Linked DNA regions of Homo sapiens: regions 1, 2 and 3 are each linked to region 4. A link is a contact called in ENCODE Hi-C or POLR2A ChIA-PET data. All regions are on one chromosome and are shown on one strand. The core of a region is the stretch at or near the end of the contact, and the rest is flanking DNA. Distances in the headings are between cores, read along the strand shown.

What was found. A loop is a pair of places that touch in the nucleus more often than their neighbours do. ChIA-PET counts read pairs that join two places held with the same protein, here RNA polymerase II (POLR2A). Pooled maps may share reads with other maps.
Region 1: a loop to region 4 is called in a map of MCF 10A, with 4 times the contacts of the local background. The contact joins two enhancer-like sites. A Hi-C loop is called at or near these places in 1 of 168 maps with a recorded cell type or tissue (MCF 10A) and 5 of 50 pooled maps. POLR2A ChIA-PET finds 5 or more read pairs at or near these places in 4 of 52 experiments (MCF 10A, activated CD4-positive, alpha-beta T cell, activated naive CD8-positive, alpha-beta T cell and 1 more).
Region 2: a pooled map shows a loop between it and region 4 (5-fold over the local background). The contact joins two enhancer-like sites. A Hi-C loop is called at or near these places in 1 of 168 maps with a recorded cell type or tissue (thyroid gland) and 2 of 50 pooled maps. POLR2A ChIA-PET finds 5 or more read pairs at or near these places in 3 of 52 experiments (AG04449, BJ and activated T-cell).
Region 3: a loop to region 4 is called in a pooled map, with 4 times the contacts of the local background. The contact joins two enhancer-like sites. A Hi-C loop is called at or near these places in 1 of 168 maps with a recorded cell type or tissue (mammary epithelial cell) and 10 of 50 pooled maps. POLR2A ChIA-PET finds 5 or more read pairs at or near these places in 4 of 52 experiments (T-cell, activated CD4-positive, alpha-beta T cell, activated T-cell and 1 more).

Annotation. Positions count from the first base shown.
Region 1 is chr5:95,923,587-95,926,286 of GRCh38, forward strand. The region is part of intron 2 of ELL2 (elongation factor for RNA polymerase II 2); the gene reads right to left. Among named protein-coding and RNA genes, the nearest start is that of ELL2, 37 kb to the right of the region's middle. RefSeq lists enhancers at 518-657, 1,139-1,433. Within about 2 kb of position 1,310, at least 6 of the 41 ENCODE cell types and tissues checked have a DNase peak (open chromatin) inside an H3K27ac peak, as active enhancers do.
Region 2 is chr5:96,253,553-96,256,353 of GRCh38, forward strand. All of the region lies in intron 1 of LOC101929710 (a long non-coding RNA gene), which reads left to right. It also overlaps a transcript of CAST not described here. Among named protein-coding and RNA genes, the nearest start is that of MIR583, 180 kb to the left of the region's middle. Within about 2 kb of position 1,544, at least 9 of the 41 ENCODE cell types and tissues checked have a DNase peak (open chromatin) inside an H3K27ac peak, as active enhancers do.
Region 3 is chr5:96,278,917-96,281,671 of GRCh38, forward strand. The region is part of intron 1 of LOC101929710 (a long non-coding RNA gene); the gene reads left to right. It also overlaps a transcript of CAST not described here. Among named protein-coding and RNA genes, the nearest start is that of PCSK1, 150 kb to the right of the region's middle. RefSeq lists an enhancer at 1,383-1,432. Within about 2 kb of position 1,360, at least 2 of the 41 ENCODE cell types and tissues checked have a DNase peak (open chromatin) inside an H3K27ac peak, as active enhancers do; they include mammary epithelial cell, where a contact is called at or near this core.
Region 4 is chr5:96,066,812-96,069,511 of GRCh38, forward strand. The region is part of intron 1 of LOC101929710 (a long non-coding RNA gene); the gene reads left to right. The region is part of intron 1 of LOC105379096 (a long non-coding RNA gene); the gene reads right to left. It also overlaps a transcript of CAST not described here. Among named protein-coding and RNA genes, the nearest start is that of MIR583, 11 kb to the right of the region's middle. Within about 2 kb of position 1,325, at least 6 of the 41 ENCODE cell types and tissues checked have a DNase peak (open chromatin) inside an H3K27ac peak, as active enhancers do; they include mammary epithelial cell, where a contact is called at or near this core.

The DNA.
Region 1 (2,700 bases), core at 60-2,559, 140 kb before region 4:
ACATGGAGCCCAGGCCAATCAGAGTTCTACATTGCCTTTTCTTGGTAGTTTCAGAGCAGCATCAATGCAGATGGTATGGTCTGAGCTAAGCCCAGGCCAATCAGAGTTCTACATTGCCTTTTCTTGGTAGTTTCAGAGCAGCATCAATGCAGATGGTATGGTCTGAGCTAATCTGAAGCTTTTCAAGAGCAAGATGTTTTCAGGCAAATTTTACATCCTTAAAATTTCAAAAGGGTTTGTAGACTTAGTGCATCTAATTTCTTGAAGATGTATTAATTAGACACAAAGTTAATTGTATCAATATCCAAGTATACTCTTAAGAATGAAATGGGTATATAAGGTAGCACTTATGTTTATGGCTGGTAAGGCTGTGTAACAATTTGGCCAATGGACAGGAAAGCAGGAGACTTATTGGAAAGAGCAGGTAATATATGACAATTAGGGCAGGTTGGTGAGAGGGAAGCTTTAGAACTAAACTATGGCAACTTCAGAGCAGACCAGAACCTGTGGGACTGTTGAAGGCCAGAGCTAGGGTGGGTCTGAGACCTTGTCTAATCTAGAGCCATTCAGGCAGAGTTTCAGAGGAACCTGTGGATATGCGTCAGTCCCCTCTGATATGCAGGAGCCTATTCCATTGTGTATCTACACAGTTCTTTTTTCCAAAATGGTTATAAAGCATTTTCTTAAAAACTAGCCTTCAGGTTCATGAAATACGAGGAGGAGGAAGTGAAAATGTACTGACTGCTACTGGTAGACCTAGGGTCAGCTTTGAGGACTGAGGTAACCACCACAGGAAATAAGTTTTGAGGTCTGATTTTGAAACAATATTGGAAGACCATTCCTTTGTGAGATAGAAACTTCTCCATTTTAATTTTAGTATTTTAAGCTTTTCCTACAGGTCAGTTGGGAATAATTTTTATTTAGGGACTCACAATCTTGAATTTTTAGCTAAATGCCTTAAGAATAAAATATTATTTAAAAAGTATTAAAATGCTGTGATTCCAAACAGTTTCTTGTTCAAGATGAAGAATATAAAAATATACCACCATGTCTCGGCAACTGGAAAAGCAGATTTTAATTTTCATTCCAAAAATGAGAGACTGAAAATCAAAGGCTTAGGACCACAATCCACAACCCTCCTCCCAACCTCCTGTCTGTCTTTGATAAAAAGCTACAAAGAAAAAGTTTCAGGAAACTTTCAGACATTTATAATTAGCATAAACACTGTATACCAAGATGTGTAAGTCAAAACGTCTAATTACTCTGGGATACAAGCTCAGGCATGTGGCAACAGAATACTGCCTGAAAGGTCATTTCAACATCAAGTCACGGACGTCCTATTTACATAAGGATCTAGGGCAGAAGCACAATGTGCACACTGCTGCAACTTTCTCATATGTGAATGCTAACATCTGCTGAAAAGCTGTTGGTACCTTTACTGCAGGTTTCCTGTCCTTGAGTCAAATACTTTCTACTCAATATTGGATTGAGGTATACATTAGATTAAAAATAGAACCAGCAAGGGTTTTCTTCATTTATTTAAGTGTTTTGTTCTTCTGTGGGATTACAAATCATTCAAACTTACAGAATTCTTGTTTGACAGACACCTTTTCTGATAAGGTGATTGTAAATGCTCAGTGAACCAGCAGTACCATGGTTTGACATGACAATTCCTGGTGTTAAAGTGGACTCATATAGCTGAGCGGGCCAAGATCATCTATAATTTCTTTTTTATAGATTAGGGACAATGAGGCTTAGTGATTTGTTCAAGTTAGAGTCATACTTAGATTGACAACCCCTGTACTACAAATCCGAGCCTGCTCCATGGCTGTCTGAAACACTCATTACCTTGTAATACTAACATATTATGTTTATAGTCTTTCTCCCTTCACTAGAATATAAGCTCTGCAAGGACAGAGGCTTTTGTCTGTTGTGTTCCCTGAATATATTGTCAGCACCTCAAGTGGTGCGTGGCACAAAGTAGTCACTCAATGCATATTTGTTAAATGAAAAGGTGGATTAATGCCTGAGCCAGGCCTAGAACTGAAGTGTTTGCTTTCTTTCCACCAGCATTTCTGAAGCATGCTGAAAAGTTTCCTTATGTGAAAGAGGGGTTCTTTCCTCAAATAAATTTAGGAAATGCCAAGTTAAACAAAATAACTTTCTTTGCTGTGGGTCTTTTCATACTGAATAGTTTCCCAATTTGTATGGCCTCAGAACCCACCTCCCCTCCGGCATCCCAGGAAGCCAGTCCATCTCTTAATTTTATCTAAAATCTATTATTTGACTATATATAGACTATATATTAGCTTAGATACAAACTTACTGCAAACATTTAAACATTAGAATTCTCTGTTGTTCTCAAATTATTTCTAGACTCTTGATTCTGTGACTTCCTTAAAATCTAGAAAATATACTTTAAGCTAGAGAAATATATTTGCATGTACTATTCAGGCTCCACAGTTTAGGGACAGAATAGTCTAGAATCAGAACAGAAAATAGAAACCTCAACCTGAAAGCCACATGTGCTATTTTTTAAACTAGACCTGCAGTTATGACTTTAGGCCCAAACATTATGGGTTGAGGGGAGAAAAAAAAAAAAGCCTCTCACATCAGCCCAGATGTGCAAACCAATGCTGAAGGGTGGAGGAGTAGGAAGGGGAGGGTAGCCTTCACTGGCAATAGAAAAAGTTAAGTATT
Region 2 (2,801 bases), core at 294-2,793, 190 kb after region 4:
ATTTTCCAAATCAGTATCTAATGGAGATTCTGGCTAGTGTGACAAAGTGTAATGAAGACTGTCTCATCTAGTTTGCACAACTACATAGTGCCTAGTACATAAACACTAAATATTACTGGCATCATTCTATTATTATTATTTAATAATTTGACAAAGGAAGGGAAAAGAAGGAAAATAAATATTGTTTGGAGATTAAAGATTTTTTAAATATTGCATTTGTCCCAGTTGAATGTATTTGAAATGTAATAATTTGAATATCCAAAATGTAAAACCAAGAGATATGATGTAGCATATTTTATTTCCAAGGAATCCTACAAAATTTCGCCTACTTTGGTACATACCTTATCAAAGTCATTTTATCTACCTCTAGCATTTTGTAGGAGAGGCTAGGGAATGTGTGCCCAGTGGTTAAAAAAAAAGAGAGAAATTCACTTTTCTTTTGGCAAGTCACAGACATTCCTTGGGATTGGGGTGGGATGGGGTGGGTTAGCACAGTAAACTGTTGCTGTGAACTCTAATTATTTTTTAAATATGATTTTCAGTTCTTATTTGAATGTTAATGGATTTTAAGTATTTATCTCTGACCTAATTTAGGGTGAGAGACAAAACCTTGGAGACAGCATATATAGAATGTCATGATCTTCCCAGTTGCTTCATGGAAATATTCATATACTGACCTACTCCTCTTACTTTCTCCAGGGCACAAAACTACCATATATATTTTCTTCTTCTAGTATGTCTTAGAATATTATTTCAGTGACTTTATGTTATTACTTATTTCAGAAACAAAATGCAAACAGAAACAATAAAGGTCTTAATCTAAAGACTAAAGTAATTCACAAAGAGCAGGAATAGAAACTAAATTCCATACCTTTTCTCTTTTGACTTCTAATTTTCTTTTCTTCAAGTAGCTTTTATTTCTCTCAATGCTTATTCTAATTCTAATAGCTTATTGCAATCTGTATCTATCTTTGCAATATTCCTTTCTTATTTAATTCCTACTTCCATGTCTACATTTTAAAAAGTGGTTCCTATATTCAGGAGTAATTTATTACTTAGCTCTTGAGAGAGAAAGGTGGCTATGTATGTACATTTTCTTAAAATGTGCTTTGAATTTTACTCCAGGGACAGTGGTTGAAATCTTGCCCAGAGTTATCATGTTAGTTACAAAGTAGACATGGACTGATGTATGACAGGAGAAGAGTTTCTGATATCAGGAATATTTGATTTTATTTTGGAATAGGTGAAGATTGAGGGTTTTAAAAAAATTTCTGTCTTTAAGAATTTCCCATTAAAACACTATTTTTTAAATCTGTATCCAGAGCTGGAATTTTATATTGCTAAAAGTATTACAGCCTATTCTCACTTTTATTCTCCTTTGTCGGGCATATTTGCTCATGTCTAAGTCTTTTCAGTTATTCTTAATCCTACTTAAAATCTTTGGGTGGATTAAAAGTTGCATTTCCTTGTAGCTTATGTTGCAAGCATCAAATGATTAAAAAACGAAGATAATTTATTTTCCTACCATAAGCTTAATGACTCATATTCTGGAGCGGATGGGGGTTGGCAGGGGGAAGAAGGGAGGCAAAGAAAAGTAAAAAGTAAATAGCAGGCATGTTTCAGGAGAAACTCCAGCCAGGGCTGTTGGGTTGAACTTTATCGATGCTGCTTCATGATATGTGTCAAAATAAATGCAGGAAACAGCTTTTGCCTCAAAGCTTGGAATGTTGTGGTTAACTGATATTTAGGTAAAGGAATGTTACAATTGGAATAGCTGGCCTAAAACTCTTCCCAAAACCATCAATTTTATTTATTAAACTTGCTGAAAAGACGAAAAGTGACAAGGAAAGGCACAGATCATTTATTTATTTGACAAGTTTCTCAGAGTTCTTTTCCTTGATAAAGCAGCAATGACGATGAATTTTATTATGCTTAGTGTATGTGTTTGCTTGGTTTAAATTATTTACATATTTACTGTTAGGGCAGTAATAAAACCAGGTCAGTCCAAATAACTTTTTTTTTGTCTTGTCTGTGGAACACTATGAAAGTTGCATTTTTAATGGATGATGACCACAGTTGTTTTTAGGATTCCTGAATGAAGTCATGAAGTCTGAAAAATTTTGGAACCTAGAGTTTTAACTCATGTTACAATTTGAGTAACTGCTTTACAGAAAAGGGCCTGGTCTAATTTTGAGACTGTGGCTTGATTCTCACAAGTTTGATGCTCATTTCCCAAGGATAATATATATAAGCCCATAATTAAGGCTGTACTTTAGTTAGACTTGAGTTGTGAAGAAAGAAATTCAGGTTACTTTAGGGTTCCGTTCCTCAAATCTGGTGTTCTGTGCTATGCTTTTACAGTTAAGTGTGCTACAAAATAAAGTCTTTGGGACCCTCTGTTAAATAGGTTTAAACTTTTTTGGAACAAGATTTCTAAGAGACTTAAATGTGCAAGAGAGCATTCTGACTGAGAAAGGATAAGGCATGTAGCATTTCCAGATCATTAGCAAGCAGTATCTATTCTCATCTCTCAGAACTCTGTTTCTCAGAGCATGGTTAAGGAGAATTTTTATGTATATAAATGTATCACCATCAATAATCAAGGCAGAACTGTATATTTATATTTACATAGTATATATTACATATTATATATAAACTTACATATATATTATATAAACATATAATTTATACAGTATTTATGTGTTTATATGTAATATGTAATATATACTATATAAATATACAGTTTATACAGTATATTTGTGTGATATAAATATACGGTATATAAATATATAAATATACAG
Region 3 (2,755 bases), core at 110-2,609, 210 kb after region 4:
AAATGTTGTAGTCTTATAATGACCATATAAGCAGCCACTGTTAGCACCATTATGTATAAACATTAAAATCTGTACAGCTATTAATGCTATATCAGAAGGATGGATGATACTCATATTTTCTTGTCAGCATTCTATTTCTTTGAATTAGAGAAAGCTGAAAAGAGAGTATTTCTTTTTCTGCCAAATATCTGGAAACACTTGGTCTCTCGGGTGGACTTCCAGCCAAATGAGGATCTCTGCAGGAATGGAAGAAATCACACACTCTGCTCCAGGAGCCTCTGTTTGCCAGGTCACATTGCTTTACTCTGGATTTCTACCATTTGATCGAAGGTCAGTCCAGAGACTTGAGGCCCACTGTGGTGCTGCAGATGGCCCAGTCTTGCCAGGGAAATGTGTCCCCTTGTGTTTTTGCCAGCTGCGGATCTGAAGATGAGATGTTTGCATCTCTAACACCTCACTTTTTGTGCCAAACCAGGCCTGCACTGCAAGGAATCCCCCTGCCAATTTTCCTTTATTAAAAAGATACTCCTTTCCATGCCCAAGAATAATATTATGGAAAAGGATAACCATTTAGCTATGTTTGACCATGGTCCTAAGGAATTCAGCAGGATCCCACAGAATTCCAAACAACGTATTTTTTAATTCACAAGCAAAGGATGAAAGGCACATTAATAGACATGATAAGAACAGAAGATGGGTAATTCTTCTAGAAGGCTTTACAGTGTCACTAGAGCACCATGTATCAATGTTCTGATTAATGTTCTTATACCACAGCTATACATGGTATACTTGCATTATATTTTGAGTAATAATAAAATATGCTTCTTGAGAAGTTATAAAAACTGAGCTGACCATTAAGGATTTGGCATCTTATTTTGCTGTATGGGAAGACATTTAGCATGTGGTTTCACACCCAGCCTGTAGGAGTTCATCCAAGTTCAGTGGTCCTAGACACAGTCAACATCCTCTTCTTTTAGAGTTCAGATAGCCCCACTAACATTCAGAATCTCCAAGCACACACTGCACCATTTTTTTAAAGCACATCCTTTAGCGCCAGACAACAGGCAAACACTAATGAAGTTCCAGGTAGAGGCATGTTTATTTGTTTTCTGTGGTTCAGAAACCATTTCCGTTTGCTTGAATAACACATTGTCTAAAAGCAATTTCCTTTCTGTCTCCATGGCTCCTTGAAATGGTAAATTATTAAAATAATCAGGCCTACTGGTGCCATAATGAACAAGAGGTGATCTCGTATTGGAGGCACTAAGCAGAGAAAAAGATTTTTTAAATTACCGTAAATTCATTCTCTGGTACTCAACGTTGTGGTTTTTGTTGCTGTTTGGTAGTTCCTAATTCCACTCCCCCAGTCCCCACACACACACTCCTTGGTTCCAATATTGCATTATAAAGATGATTCATATTAGGATAAAGTTTTGTCTCTCAGCCTACATCACTTCTCAGGACAGGTAATGAGTAAGAAGAGAACAATGAAATGACTAACAATGAAGTAGAATTCACAAACAAAACTGAATGAAGTTGCTTGAAAAGAAAATTTTGCTTATAGGTAAGTCTCTGTACGGAGAGAGCCAATGCATCCAGATTCAACTGCTAATCAGAAAATCTGGGTTTTGGCCCCTGCTCTGACACCAACATGACTTTGGGTAAGACCCATACCCACACTAAGCCTCAGTTTCCACTTCTGTAAAATGGTAACACTAGTTACTCACTTTGCTTATTTAAGTATCAAATGAGATAATGTATGTGAAAATACTTCATGAACTATGAACCACTTTACTAATATAAAATACCAGTAGAACAGAACATGTGTTAAAGGTAGAGGTAAGATTTTTTTTTTTTTCTTAACTGTTGTCCTTTTGTATGTATTCACACTAACACTAAGCCCCTGTTACCTCAATTCCTACTCCTAACTGGTCTCTGCGATTCCATTCCACCCTTCAAAATCCTTTCAGTCCCTCCTGTACTTTGAAGCCAGGTGAATCTTCCTGAATTATTAATTTCCAGGGAAATGTCTTGCAAGCCTGTGGAGCTCCATGTGGTGTTTAAAATAATAGAAACAATATGCCCATGGCAAAGGAATAATGTGGATGATAATGTAATCCAGATGTCAGTTTAGACCTCTCTGTCTCTTGAGAATCTGGAGATATCAAGATACATTGATTCTGACTCCCAATTCTAGAGCCCATAATTGGTCAAAATAATGTCATATGCATTATTGAGAGCAATACTTCCTCATGGTTGCTGATTCATCTGGACTTTTATTGTTGTTGTTGCAAATGACAGAAACTCAAGTTTTAACATCCTAAGCAACAAGTAAATAGGCTGGCTTATTTAACTGAAAAACTCAAAAGGTAGCATGACTTTAGGCGTGACTAGATCCGGTGACTCAAATTATATTAACAGAATTCTTTTTGTTTTTGCTCTGCCTTTCTCTGAGTTGTCTTCATGCTCAGGCAGTGTCTCTGTGTGTGGTGAACAGTTGATGAAGGCAATGAATTAACCAAGATTAATCAGCAGTTAATTACAGCTGCAAGTAACAGGAAAAATGCTAAGTGGCTTAAACAAGATAGTTTATTTCTCTCTCACATAAGGGTCTAGTTGTAAGCAATTCACGGCAAGTAAGACAATTATGTCCCCCAGAAGACTTCAGCTGCTTATCATTACAGTTTTCTGCCTTGCCATCCCTGGTTCACAATGGAGCTCCGGCCATGATGTCCATGTCCCAAGCAGCAGATGC
Region 4 (2,700 bases), core at 75-2,574:
ACCATGCCTGGCAAGTTAACAAAATTTTTTTTTTTGTAGAGATGGGGTCTTAGTATGTTGCCCAGGCTGGTCCCAAACTCCTGGCTTCAGTTGATCCTCCAGCCTCAGCCTCCCAAAGTGCTGGAATTACAGGTGTTAAGTCACTGCACCCAGCCCTGTTATTTCTTAAGTGATTCATATTTATGCCTTATTTCTCCAGTTTTCTTGGAGGGAAAGCATCACCTTCATTTTCTATCTACTTTAGGGGATAACACAGTGCTTTACATATAGTAAGCAATAAAACTACATCTGTGGGATAAACAAATTTATATTCAGGTTCCTATAATGTCAGGTACTCAATCCTTTGTTTAAAGTTAATGCCATGTAAAAATAGGTAATAGGGGTATTATATTTGAATTTCAAGCAATCTTGTGCTTAAGGTTATATTCTGTATTTTCTTTTTATTTTCCTTTTACAATTTAATCTGACAGTGGGGCCAATTTTATAGGTGTAGGAAATCCTTTGTCAAATATAGTCTTCCAGTAAATACATGTTTTAAATAATGCAATGTGGATATGGCTCATTATAGTCTCTAAATAATTACCAGGGCCCTTCAGTAAGGGAAATACTTTTCTGATGGATCATTAGGAATACATTTGTGGCAGACTTTTAAACCATTACTAATCATAGAGATGGTCTTAATTGCTTTCGAAGTGAAGAATTCTTTGAAATGTGAAGAATCACTTGCTAAACTTTCTGATTTGCTAGACTAGGTTTTCCTAAATTGGCCTAGTTTAAAATGGGCATACCTGTGCTTAAAAAGATCCAGAGACCTTCCACCTATCTGCAAATACAAAATTAGCAGTAATAACTGACAATCAGCCTCCTTTCCCTCTGTCAGTTATAGGGACTATTTAAGGCTATATCTTTTTCATGCTCTTGAAGTAATGTGAGGTTTAGATTTGACTCCCTTTAATCTGAAACACTGACTTAGCTCCAAACCACTTAACAGCCTGCCATTTTGCACTGGGAGGGGAAAAACAGCAATGTAATTTACTGTCCACATTTTATAGTTTTCCCTTAAAAAAAAAAAAAACTTGCTTACACAGTTCCTGTATTTGCACAGACTAGAGAGTGAAATGGCTTTTAAATGCAGCCCTGGCTGGGCAATGCCAGGAACCCACAGCAGCTGACAGGCCACTCTAGCTGGGGAAAGGCAGTCAGAGGTAAAGAGCATCTCTGGGAATAAAGGTGTCAGGGAGAGAGTGTGAGGGAAGATGTAGGCGGCACAGGTGGGAAGGACAGAGGGTCATGGCTGGCCTACGCTTCATAACTTACGTGCACATCTAGACACATCTTGATAACGATCCTGTCATCATTTTAGTCAGGCAGAAGCATTTCCTGGGCCCTGACTCATTGCTTGGGAATTTCTTCACCATTACCCTGTCTGAACCCTGGTCTCTTAGAGATCTAGCCAAAAGAACCTCTGGCCTTATATATTATCTCTATTACTGAATGAACAGTGTCTGTCTTGGGTCTTGTCTAGGAAAACGGAATAAGAAGCAGGATTCTTGAAGTCTCACCTTGAGAATCATGCTCCACCCCGCTAGAACTTTACCCTGACTCCTGGTCCCTGTGCCCTACTGCCTCACATTTTTCAACTTCTCCTGCTCCATATTCCCTTCCAGCTCCATCCATTCATGGAGCAGTTACTAAACATCTGATATGGGAACCCACCCACTGGACTAGTAAGGAACCCTGTATTAGTCAGGGTTCTTCAGAGAAACAGAACCAATAGGATTATGTGTGTGTGTGTGTGTGTGTGTGTGTGTGTGTGTATAATATGTGTATGTATGCACATGCCCAGTTAATTTTTAATTGTTCATGTATATATAATTAAACATATATGTATATTAATTTACATATTTATATACATATGCATAGTAAATGTGTATGTAAATACATATATGCATATATTTAACTTAAATATATACACATGTGTGTATATGTATAAAATATATTTTATATATACACACACACATATGTATATATATACACACACCTGTCTTCCTGTGTGTATATATACATATATACATACACCAATGTATACATTTTTACATATGGCTCTTGGTTTACATGTATACATACATGAAGACAAAATCGACAGGATGTATGCGTGTATGTATGTGTATATACGGATGTATATATGTATATATGTGCATGTGTATAACCAGATGTATATGTGTGTATGTGTGTGTATGTGTATATACAGATGTGTATATATATGTATACACATACACACACATCCTGTTGATTCCGTCTTCATGTATGTATACATGTAAACCAAGAGCTGTATGTATATATGTATACATTGGTGTATGTATATATGTATACATACACATGGGAAGACAGGTGTGTATATATACATATATATGTGTGTATGTATATAAAATATGTTTATATTACACATATATACACAAATATATGTGTATTTTAAGAATTTAAGATTTATTTTAAGAAACTGGCTTATGTGATTGTGGAGACTGGAAAGCATGTGTGTATGTATGTGTGTGTGTGTGTGTGTGTGTGTGTCTATGTGTGTGTGTGTGTGTGTGTGTCTATGTGTGTGTGTATGTGCATACATGCACATGCCCCAATAGTGTGTGTGTATCTATCTATCCATCTATCTTTTTTTAATTAAAAAATTTTAAGAGACAGGGT